Regions from separate parts of the Homo sapiens genome. Here region 1 is linked to region 2. Evidence: read pairs that join two places in POLR2A ChIA-PET (ENCODE). Cell type or tissue: CD4-positive, alpha-beta T cell. All regions are shown on one strand. Links, peaks and the distances in the headings refer to the core of each region. The heading gives the core; the rest is flanking DNA.

Region 1 (5,368 bases), core at 145-5,144, 67 kb after region 2:
ATGACTTGCTATGTCTGGACGTTGATCAGGGCTGCTGCTCTAAGACGCTCTCACGCAATAATAAATTACCCAGTAAGCCTTGGTGTAAGATCTCCTCCCCCGCCCCCGCCCACTTTTTTCTCCTCCCCGTCCTCCTCATCCCACTGGAAAAGTCGCTGTGGTTGGTTCTTAGGCGGCTTCCAAGCCCATGCTGATCAGCATCACTTGCCTCTGGCCACCCTCCCCTGTGACCGGCAGCACATGTCGCCCCACGCGGCCCCGGCTTGGGGAGCGTAAGGCATGTGGGCCTCCATGCGGCCGCCAGACGAGGGCGGGACCGGGACGCTTCGCCCTGCCTGGGGCTCCTGGTGAGTTCCGGGTGACTGGAGTGGGGACAAGAGGCACCAGGGAAGGACGTGAGTTCTTTAGATTTTCCAAACGCCTCTGACACATGTCCTCACTCAAAGCTGCCCAAGAAAACAAAACAAGCTCCGCTAACTAGGGAGGCGGGAAAAAGTGGGGGAGGCAATGAAGGTTTGGCCTCAGAATCCCAGAACTACAGTGGGATGAGGGGTGGGCAGGGAGGAGGTGGAGAGGCAGGCAGGGCTGGCCGCCCTGGCACAGCCTTGGAAGCCAAGCTTTGGGGTTTAGAGGAGAGCAGGGGTCAAATGCCTGAGAGCCTGCCTAGGCAGGTAAGGGGAAAGGGGAAAGTGGCCAGGGTACAAGAGGGTGGTTCTCAAAATTGGCTGCAAATTATAATCACCTGGGGAGCTTTTACAAATCCGGACACCCGGGTCTCACCTTACACCAATGTTATCAGAATCCCAGGGGGTGAGACCTAGGCAGGAGTGTTTTTCTAAACTCCCCAGGTGGTTCCAATGTGCAGCTGACTCTGAAAACCAGCAGTGCAAGAGCTCGCTGCTCAGAGCTGGTCCCAAGCCCGGCAGCATGAACCACAACTGGGAGCTTGTCAGAAATGCAGAATCTTGAGCCCCAGCTGGGATCTACTGAATCAGCATTTGCATTTTAAAAATAACAGCCCTATTAAAGTATCATTCACATGCCATAAAATTCACCCTTTTAATGTGTACAATTAAGAAGTTGTTAGTATATTCAGAATGTTGTGTAACCACCACCTCTATCTGGTTCCATTTTCATCACTCCAAAAAGAAACCCCAGACCCTTTAGCAGTCAGTCCCCATTTCCCTCCCCACAGCCATGGGCAACCGCTGCTGTACTTTCTGTCTCTAAGGATTTGCTCCGTCTGGATGTCGCAATTACACACATTACGGTTTGCAAAGCACTGGCATGAAAAACCCTCTAAAACAAACGGCCCTTACTCCCTTCCCACAATCATTGCCATGCAGCCATGAGGGTCCAGAGTTGCTAGATTCTCTGCTTTTTTGCAAAAGAAGCCAATATGTGGATTTTTATGTGAAATCTTCCACTTTTTAAAAGGTTGGCAACTAATTCAAATTTATGGAAAACACTGTTCAGGCCAAACAAAACCTGCCCAAGGGCTGGATTCAGTCTGTTAGCCACCAGTTTGCAACTTCTGACAGTCACCAGGTTCTTCCCAAACCCACCCAAATCCTTTCTACTCCAGCCATAGTCTTTCTTTTTGTTCCAGTTTCCATGAGTGTGGGAAAATTACTGCTTAGTAGCCTCCTTATAAAATCTTCTCATCTTATTTCTCCCTTCTCCAAATGGACAGCCAAGCATTTCTTGAGGACCTACTATGTGCTTAGTGCTTTATATATTTTGTGAATCACTTAAATCTTCACAACAACCTTTAGGGCAAAGATTATTACCCAAGTTTTAAAGACGCAGAAACTGGAGCTCAGAGAGGTTAAGTAACTTTCCTGATGTTGCACAGCCACTAAGTGACAAAGCCTGAACTCTTTCCGCCTCACTACACTGCCTCTACTTCACCAATCTCTGCCCCGAGGCCCCATCTTTCATCTTTCTTCCTATTCTGAGCCTTTTCCCTTTTCCCCAGATGATGGACATGGCTGTCTGATGAAGACTCTAGACTGTCACAGAGCATGGTCTCAACAAGCTTAGGACCCATGTTTGCTGGGGAGAGTCTCAGCTTCAAACACTCGGGCTTGTTTCCCCATAAGTACATTCATCCTTGTCAAATATGTGTCCTGATCTTTGCTTTGGAAAATGTGGTCCACAGAAGTGAGCTGTGCTCTATTTTGACGCTGAATCTTACTCAGCTTGTGGTCAACTCCCTCCTTCACTTGGTGTTTTCCTTGTTTATTTGTGTCGAGCCAAATTATGTTGTTAGGTTTTGTCACTAACGAACCCCTTGCACTCATCCCTGCTGAATTTCACCCGGGTTTCACAGGACCTTCTTCCTCTAACCCGTCCAACTGGAAGTCCCTCCCCTCTCTGCTGTGGGTTTGGCCCCCCTCCCAACCTTCTGTCATTTTCAAGTCACTTCAGGCTTCGGAAAACTGTCTCCACCCTCCCAAAAGGTCCCATCTGGTTTCCTCCCTTCACTGCTCTGGAAACCCTACATAGGCCTCCCTGACTGGGGGAGGGAGGGCAACCTCCCTGGGAGGAGGGGCCTCCCTGAGAGGGAGTGGGGTGGGGAGGACAGGTAAAGGGAAGCAGAATCTGCTCCCCTAAATTGGTTGGGGGTGGAGGAGGATCTGGATGTGACTGGGAGTGTCTGCAGGCTGTAGCCTTTGGCTGGAACCTCTCCTAGGCCAGCTTCAGACTTAATCTGGTCCCAGGAGGGTGTCAGGGGTCCATGGACCTCTTTTTCCGATCAGAGGGATCCTTAGTCCTGGGGGACCATTTGGCAGAAGGTCCTTTAACTCAGTCCTGGCCCCTGAGTACACCCCGTTGTCTGAGCACTGCAGGCTCCCAGGCTGGTTGCTAGGTGCAGGGCTCAAACAATGTAGTGTGACAGTTCCGCAGCCCACCTCAGGGGCCTCCCCAAGCCACAAGGGTGTGGTTTGCAGTCTGGGTACATTCTGTACCCTCACTCTGGGGGCGGGTTTGTGGTTCCAAGTGCTGTGCAGCCGAGCCCCGCCCATGCCTTTCCTCTCCAGCTACAAAAACAAGCTTGACACCAAGAGGGGAGGAATTGAGAAAATAAAAAATAATAATAAAAAAAAGGCTGTTACTGTACAGCTGGTCCCTGGAGACTCCAAGGTGGCCCCGCCCCTTCCCCTTCCTCTGAAGGTTTCCCATGGGTGGAAGGCCAACAGTGTCACTGGATGTCTACTGCTGGTTCTTTCCTTCCCTTCCCATGCATTTGAATGGCTGCCTGAGCCACAGAGCAACAACCTAGAGGAGATGCCAAGCAGTGCTCTCTAGGGACTTGCTGCCACTGTCTTCCCTAGAGCCCCTGAAACAGGGCTTTCCTTTCTCTGCCAGCACTAGGCATCTCCACATTCCTCTGGCCATTGCTCTGACTGCTAGGTTCTCGGGCCTCTGCACCTTCATCGTTATTATTAGCATCGTTATATCAGCTACCACTGATTGAGGGCCTGTACGGTACTGGGTGCTTCCACCCTTTCACCATTTAATAATCACTTCATGAGGTAATCCTAGCTGATGCTTATCTCACACTTACTATTGTAAGTGCTTTGCACATCTCATTTAATCCTCAACAGTTTTGAGATGGGTCCCTGTACTGTTTTACAGCCAAGGAAACTGAAGCACAGAGAGGTTAAACACTGTGGCCAAGGTCATACTCTACTAAGTGGGAGAATCAGGATTTGAACCCAAGTCCGCTACACTTGAATCGATGATCTTTCTGCTGGACTGCCTCCATTTCCCCCCAGACAATCCTGAAAACTGGATACCTTCTATCAGTTTTTTCACTGGAGAATAGGCTAGCTAACTTGGACCTCAGAGGAGAGGACAGCTCCCTGGAGAATCTGGAAGAGGCAGGAGCGAAATTTGCTCAGTTGCAGGGATTCCCCAGGACTCCCTGGGAGTCAGGCCACACCCAGTTGCTTCTGCTGGGCTGGCGGTCTGTCTGCTCTGGAGTGGGGTGGGGTGGTGAGGTGCACACCACACACACACACACACACGCACGCACGCACGCACGCACACACGGAGGGAGGGGGGAAAGGGAGATGGGGTAGGTGAGGAAACTCACCGTCCCAGAGCTCTCTTGCCCCCTCTTCAGGCAATAAGCTCTCACTGCTGTTCCTGTCCAGGTGACCAATTTTTGCCATAGGAGGCCCTATTTTTAGACCTCAAAACCCACCACCAATGTCTGGGCTGCAAGCTCAGTGGACCAGGCTGCTGCACGGGCTGTTTTGTTTTTGTTTTCGTGGTGTTTTAAAATTTTTTACCATTTGAATCTCTTTTTTTTTTTTTTGAGATGGAGTCTCTTTCTGTCACCAGGCTGCAGTGCAGTGGCACGATCTTGGCTCACTGCAACCTCCACCTCCTGGGTTCAAGTGATTCTCCTGCCTGCCTCAGCCTCCCAAGCAGCTGGGACTACAGGCGCATGCCACCATGCCTAGCTTTTTTTTTTTTTTTTTTTTTTTTTGAGACAGAGTCTCACTCTGTTGCCCAGGCTGGAGTGCAGTGGCACGACTTCAGCTCACTGCAAGCTCCCCCTCCCAGGTTCATGCCATTCTCCTGCCTCAGCCTCCCAACTAGCTGGGACTACAGGCACCCGCCACCACGCCCAGCTAATTTTTTTTTTTTTTTTGTATTTTTAGTAGAGACGGGGTTTCACCGTGTTAGCCAGGATGGTCTTGATCTCCTGACCTCATGATCCGCCCCCCTCAGCCTCCCAAAGTGCTGGGATAACAGGCGTGAGCCACCGCGCCCAGCCTAAAAATTTTTGCCATTTGAATCATTTTTAAGTGCATAATTCAGTGACAATAAGTACATTTACATTATTCTGCAACAATTACCACTCTCCACCTCCAGAACTCTTTTCATGTTGCAAAACTCCATACCCATTAAACAATAATCCCCCCCACAAACCCGCCCCCAGAGTGAGGGTAGAGAATATACCCATTCTCCCCTCCCCCTAGCCCCTAGTAATCACCATTCTATGTTCTGTCTCTTATGAATTTGACTATTCTAGGTCCCTAATATAAGCAGAATCATGCAATATTTGTCCTTTTGTGTCTGGCTTATTCAGTTAGCATAATCTTCATGTTGTAGCATGTGCCAGAGTTTCTTTCCTTTTAAGGCTGAGTAATTGTCTACTGTATGGATATACCACATTTTGTTTATCCATTCATCCATTGATAGACACTTAAGGGTTGTTTCTACCTTTGGACTATTGTGAAGAATGCTGCTGTAAACACATTGGTGTACAAGTATCTGTCCGAGCCTCTGCTTTCAATTCTTTGGGGTATATACCTAGGAGTGGCTGTTGGGGCCGTTTGCCCATTCCCGA
Region 2 (5,368 bases), core at 303-5,302:
GAGCCACCGCACCCAGCCTGAGCTCTTTATTTTAATGGATTTTCTCCCAGATATCCAGGTCACCCTATCTCAGAACATAGTGTGCTATTTCCACACTGGCTATAGTGAAGGGTTAGCGGCTGGCAGTATTGGAAGGTTGGCCATGTCAGAGAGGGCAGGGCAGCAGTACCAGTGGCTTCAGCTTCAGCCCTGGCCCATGGCTTGAGCATGTATTAAATCGATCGACCTGATTGATTTAATTTTGGCCTGGGCATACCTGGGTCAGCTTAGTGAACCTTACCATCTACCTACAGTCTGGCCACGGAGTAGGCTTAAATGTTAAGAAAGTTTCCCATGGCTTATCACCTTCTCAAAGCTGGTGGGCACTCCCACCCACCCACTTCTCTTGCACTTATTTCAGGCTACACACTTGGGCCTCAAGTGGAGTATTACTACATCTGGACTGGGAAGGAGCAAGGTGGGATCTGAATCCCAAAGGAGTGGTAAAGGCTACAGACCTGGGTTTGTTCCCCTGTTGATTCCCCCCTCACCCACAACCAGTGGAAAAACTAGGGCCATGCTTCCCCTCCCTTCCAGAGCTTGAGCCCTGGGTAGGAAGAGCACTCTAGAAAGAATGAGGGCAGGGAAGAGCAAAGGTCTTCAATCCAGCTCAGGCTTGACATCGAGCCCTACATGTGATGCCCACCTGGCCCAGCAGTGTCAACAGGCATGTCTATTGACAAGTAAAGGGGTCTAGAGTGCTCCCTGCACCACACAAGCATCCTGGCCATCCTCAGCTCACAAATCCAACTCTGGAGCCAGGACTACTGCTTCTGGGGCCCGAAATACCTGCTTGGGCCTCAGGTTGGTATATCTTCTTTCAACCATGGCTAGGACCTGGAAGTGTTTGGGGAAGTACCTTGACTTCTACTGCCAGTTCTTCTGCTAGCCAGCAAAAGTCTCTTCCTCACTGTGGGCCTCAGTTTCCCCATATGTAAGATGAAAGGGTCAGACTAGATGATCGCCCTTCTGGCTCTGCTGTCTGTTCTGTGAGTCTAGCGCCCTCCCTTTCTTCATGAGGTAAATACTTTTGTTGGGGGTATGGGGGGTTGTTTGGAACAAGGGACGTTTGAGGCCTTCCAGTGTGGAAGCTGGTGCAAAGTTCCCAGGCTGTGTTTGTCGTTGTGCCGCCTTTTCTTCTTCGGAACTGGCTTCTCCCGTAGCTCAGGGCCAAGGGCCGCTCTGGTTCCAGCCTTGGATGGGCGTGGTGGGGCAGCGGGTCAGACGGGGCAGTGTCCAGGGCTATCCTGGCAGCCTGGGCTGGCAGGGGGAAGTTCTGTCGCTTCTGCTCGTGTTTCCCACCCGGCCACAGGGCCCTCTCCCTGGGCGGCCTCACCACTGACTCTGGGAGGTCGCCTCCCAACCACAGGTGCTGTGGGGCTGGCAGCCTGTGGGAACGGGCGCTGCTCTCGGGGCTCCCGAGGAGCAGGGATCTCTCGCGGATGATGTGAAGAGCCCATACTGATCCCAGGGCGGGATCAGGTTCCCCTCAGGAATCTGGGAAACTCGCAGGGAGGACGTGCGTGGGCTGGTTAAACTGTCTGGGGTCTGGGGCCGTTGGGTCATTGGACTGTAAATGCAGGGAGGGGGCAGGCAGACTTGCCATATTACAGGCTCTGGTCCCTGCAAGGGACCTTGGATGCCTTCAAGTCCCCTTGCTCCTTTTATGAAGGAGGGTGAAGGGGGAGAGACGGACTTCCACAAAGCCAGAAGACCAGCGGGCAGAGAGGCTTGTTGTTCTGTGTGATCTTGTGACATGGGGACTCCCTCTATTTCCCAGGCCTTCCAGGGAAGCATTAGTGAGCTGAAAGGAGCCTCGGCGGGGAGAACAGTGGTGATGTGCCACACAGAAGGCAGCATCAACCACAACAAACAAGCAGAGCCTCTCAGACACACACAACTCAGTCTCTCTCCCTCTCTCTCTTTCTCTCTCTCTCCCTCCCTCCCCCGCTCCCTCCCCCCTTCCTAAACACCGCGCGCGCGCGCACACACACTCTCTCTCTCTCTCTCTCTCTCTCTCTCTCTCTCTCTTTCTCTCTCTCTCTCTCTCTCAAATACATGTGCCTGAAAGTATATGCTGAGACTTAACTGCACACCCGTCCCAAGCCCTTTAACATGGCTCTGTGGCACTGACTTTCTGTGAAGGCACCCGGAAGCCCAGCCCACATCACCTGCTGGTGCAACTTCACTTTGCCGAGGTGTTGGGGGAGGGACAAGGTTCCTTGGGAGGGGAGGGGCCTTTTCTAAAGCTTAAAAAAAGGAAAGAAAGAAAACAAAGCAAGGCTGAAGTCCTCCCACAGGCAGGCTCGTGCTCCGGGTGTGCTTTCGCAGGCCAGAAACTACAGAACTGGGAGTACTGCCAAGTGCTTTATCAAAGGAAACAGCCCGCCCAACAGCTGGAGATGGGCTCTTGCCAGCTGTGTGTGCCTCTCAGTCTCTCCTTCTCCTTTTCTCTCCCCTTTTCCTATCTCCATCCATCCATCTCCTGCAGCCTTGCACTTTGCACTGGGCTAGCCCTACAGACAGAATTCCTTGGACCACAGAGAGTACCCTTGATGCTGAGCAAGTGAGCAGATTGCTGCCCCAGCTGGATTGGAGGAGGCCGTTCTTGCAAAGGGATGTGTTACCCATGAGTTGGTCTCCAGGCACTGAGCAAGGGGCTGCTGCGTTGTGGGCGCTTCTGCTGCAGCTAGAGCCTTAGGAAGATACAGTCCAATAGTTTCTCCTTAGCCTCCTTTCGCCCATGGTGGGAGGCGGGTGCCTGGCTGCGCTGTGTGTGTTGGCGGCAACAGGGTGTTTTCCAGCAACCTCAGCAACTTTGCCATCCATATTCATTAATTAGTTAATGACTTGGATTCATTTCTCTAAGCCTTGGGCTTCCCAGAGTGGGAGGAGACAATGTGGGAGTGGGGGAGAGCTCTGAGGAAAGTTGTTCTCCCCTTGCTGGGGTGTGGTTGAGGGGGCTTCACTGCCACACACTAAGAAAGAAAGGGAAAGGGGGATCTACGGTGGCTTCGCCCCTTCTCCCAGTCCTCACTCATTTCAGGCTCCCAATTTGCCAGCTAAAGTGGCCAGCATAGCCCCAAAAGGCAGCTCTGAGCTGCGTTTGTAGAAGCAACCCCAGGGAGAAAGATGCCAGTGGGGCTGCCTAGTTCTGTGAGTGGCAGTGCTGAGTTCTGGGAGCTGAAGGCAACAACCTCATCCCTGAGGAGGTCTAGGGGCTTCATTCTCTTCCCTAACCATAGCCCACACCTCAGTAGACCCCTGGAGATGGCTTAGGCAAACCTAACATCTCCCCTGCCAGCCTGGCCACACCTCAAGGGCAGGATCCTTGTGATGTTCATCTCCCTACTCCCAATGCCTGTCATGTGCTTGGGGCTTAAGTAATGTCTGGTGACCCGGACTCTGGGGAAACTCACTTTAAAGCTTGGGTCTTACCAAGTGGGAGGCAGTAACTTGGTCTGTGTGTATTTCCCAAGGTTGCCATGTTGAGCTTATTCATTCTTTAGCAGAGTTTGGCTGAATGAGTACCAGTGAAATGGCAGACACCAGTTTTGGTTGCTATGGGGGTTACCAAGAGGGACAAGGCCACAAACTTAGATAATCTTAGCTTCTGGCATCTGCTGGGCACTCTGCTGCCCATCCTCCCTCTGTTGTACACCCACTCTTTCACCGTCATGGTTCTTCAACCTCAGCCAAGCTCTTGGATCTTCTCTCTCTCTTTTTTTTTTTTAGACTGAGTCTTGCTCTGTCGCCAGGCTGGAGTGCAGTGGCACGATCTTGGCTCACTGCAACCTCCGCCTCCCGGGTTCAAGCGATTCTCCTGCCTCAGCCTCCCGAGCAGATGGGACTACAGGCGTGTGCCACCAGGCCCAGCTAATTTTTGTATTGTTGGTAGAGACGGGGTTTCACCATGTTGGCCATCATGGTCTCGATCTCTTGACCTCGTGATCCGCCCGCCTCGGCCTCCCAAAGTGCTGGGATTACAGACGTGAGCCACCATGCCCAGCACGATCTCTCTTACTGTTCTTTCCTTCCCTGAGGCTTCTTCTACAAATGGGCATGCTCATATGCTTAGTCACAAGTGGCCCTGAAGCGTAATGAGCTCAGGCTTTGGAGCCAGCCAGACCTCAATTTGAATCCCTAGTCAGCCACTTTCTCTACCCGGTATGACTTTGGGTAAGTTACTTTGCCTCTCTGAGCCTCAGATTTCCCCTCTGCAAACTGGAAGTGATACATACAATATTGACCTCCTGAGTCTGGAGAAAGTTGATTGAGATAACATATATACTGTATATGAAGTGCTTTGAGCCACGTTTTGCACAAAGCAGGTGCTCAATGACTGTTAGCTGCTGGTATTCATTCCCATTGCCCAGTGTATGTGTGATGATCAATCGTGTCGATCACACACCACTGGGCTGATAGGACTGACTATGTGATCAACCATAGACAGATCAAAGACCCCAAGCGGGACACTAAGAAGACACTTCAGTAATTATGTGTGTCCAGCCCTGGCAGTTACAAACCTGGGTGGAATGAGGTGCAGAAGTCAAGAGCCTGAGGCAGAGCTGAACCCATTATCCCTGATTTTGTCCCTCCCAGATAGGGCTTCCCCTCAGGCCATGGGACAGACTAGACTGGCCCTTGGGCATGGGGCTAAATAAATGTCTTCTGGGAAGCTCCACCTACCACACAACTTCTCCAGACTCTGGCTTCCTGGCTTCCCTCATGTGGGGTCTTCTTTTTCTCACCTGTGAACCTCACCTATGCTCCAACACGCATGCCCTTGCCACAGTTTCCCCAGCGTGTGTGTGGTCAACCTTGAGTATATCTGGAAGGACCAGGCCAGGACTGGAAAGGACCATTTTTATCACAGCCCATTTATGACCATCTCCCTGAAAGGGTGCATGTGTGTGTGTGCACGCGCCTGTGTGTGCGTGTGTGCGTGTGGAGCCTGCAGCATTGAAGTGCCAGTTAACCTTGTGACATCAAGATTCCTCATTCCTAGTCCATATACCCATTGCTTCACCTTCCCTCAGCAGCAGCTTCTGAGCTCTGGGTAGTCAGGAGGATGCTGACGTGGGCATTTCCACGATTTGTGATGTAGGTCTTCACGAATGGAGGTTTGTGGGGCTTGCCCCCTCCAGTTCCCTTGGAAGGGCACTTCCGATGGTTGGCACCAGCAGCATGTCAGCTGCAGGGAGCAAATGGTGTAAGGGAAGAGAGTCCAGGTCTTCTTTGGCTACGACTGATTCCTTATTTCCTCTCCTTTCCCAGTTTGGGAGCATTTGTTGCTGTCTGAAGGGCCGGGCAGTGCCAAGACCACAAT

What was found. ChIA-PET counts read pairs that join two places held together with the same protein. Peaks named below come from ENCODE experiments on the same cell type or tissue, not always from the same donor. Only the 100,000 strongest peaks of a DNase experiment are listed, where the experiment ranks them.
Region 1: POLR2A ChIA-PET joins it to region 2 with 85 read pairs; 18 of 35 experiments call an interaction of 5 or more read pairs at or near these places.

Annotation. Positions count from the first base shown.
Region 1 is chrX:107,671,813-107,677,180 of GRCh38, reverse strand. No RefSeq gene overlaps it. Among named protein-coding and RNA genes, the nearest start is that of PRPS1, 46 kb to the right of the region's middle. RefSeq lists silencers at 767-826, 3,994-4,043 and an enhancer at 3,040-3,239. In CD4-positive, alpha-beta T cell, for the core only: a CTCF peak has its summit at 4,156; DNase peaks (open chromatin) are centred at 880, 2,440, 2,940, 4,050 and 1 weaker place; H3K4me3 peaks cover 3,809 bases; H3K27ac peaks cover 4,317 bases.
Region 2 is chrX:107,738,984-107,744,351 of GRCh38, reverse strand. The region is part of intron 1 of TSC22D3 (TSC22 domain family member 3); the gene reads left to right. Among named protein-coding and RNA genes, the nearest start is that of TSC22D3, 34 kb to the left of the region's middle. In CD4-positive, alpha-beta T cell, for the core only: no CTCF peak of the experiment used is centred there; a DNase peak (open chromatin) is centred at 2,201; H3K4me3 peaks cover 985 bases; H3K27ac peaks cover 2,853 bases.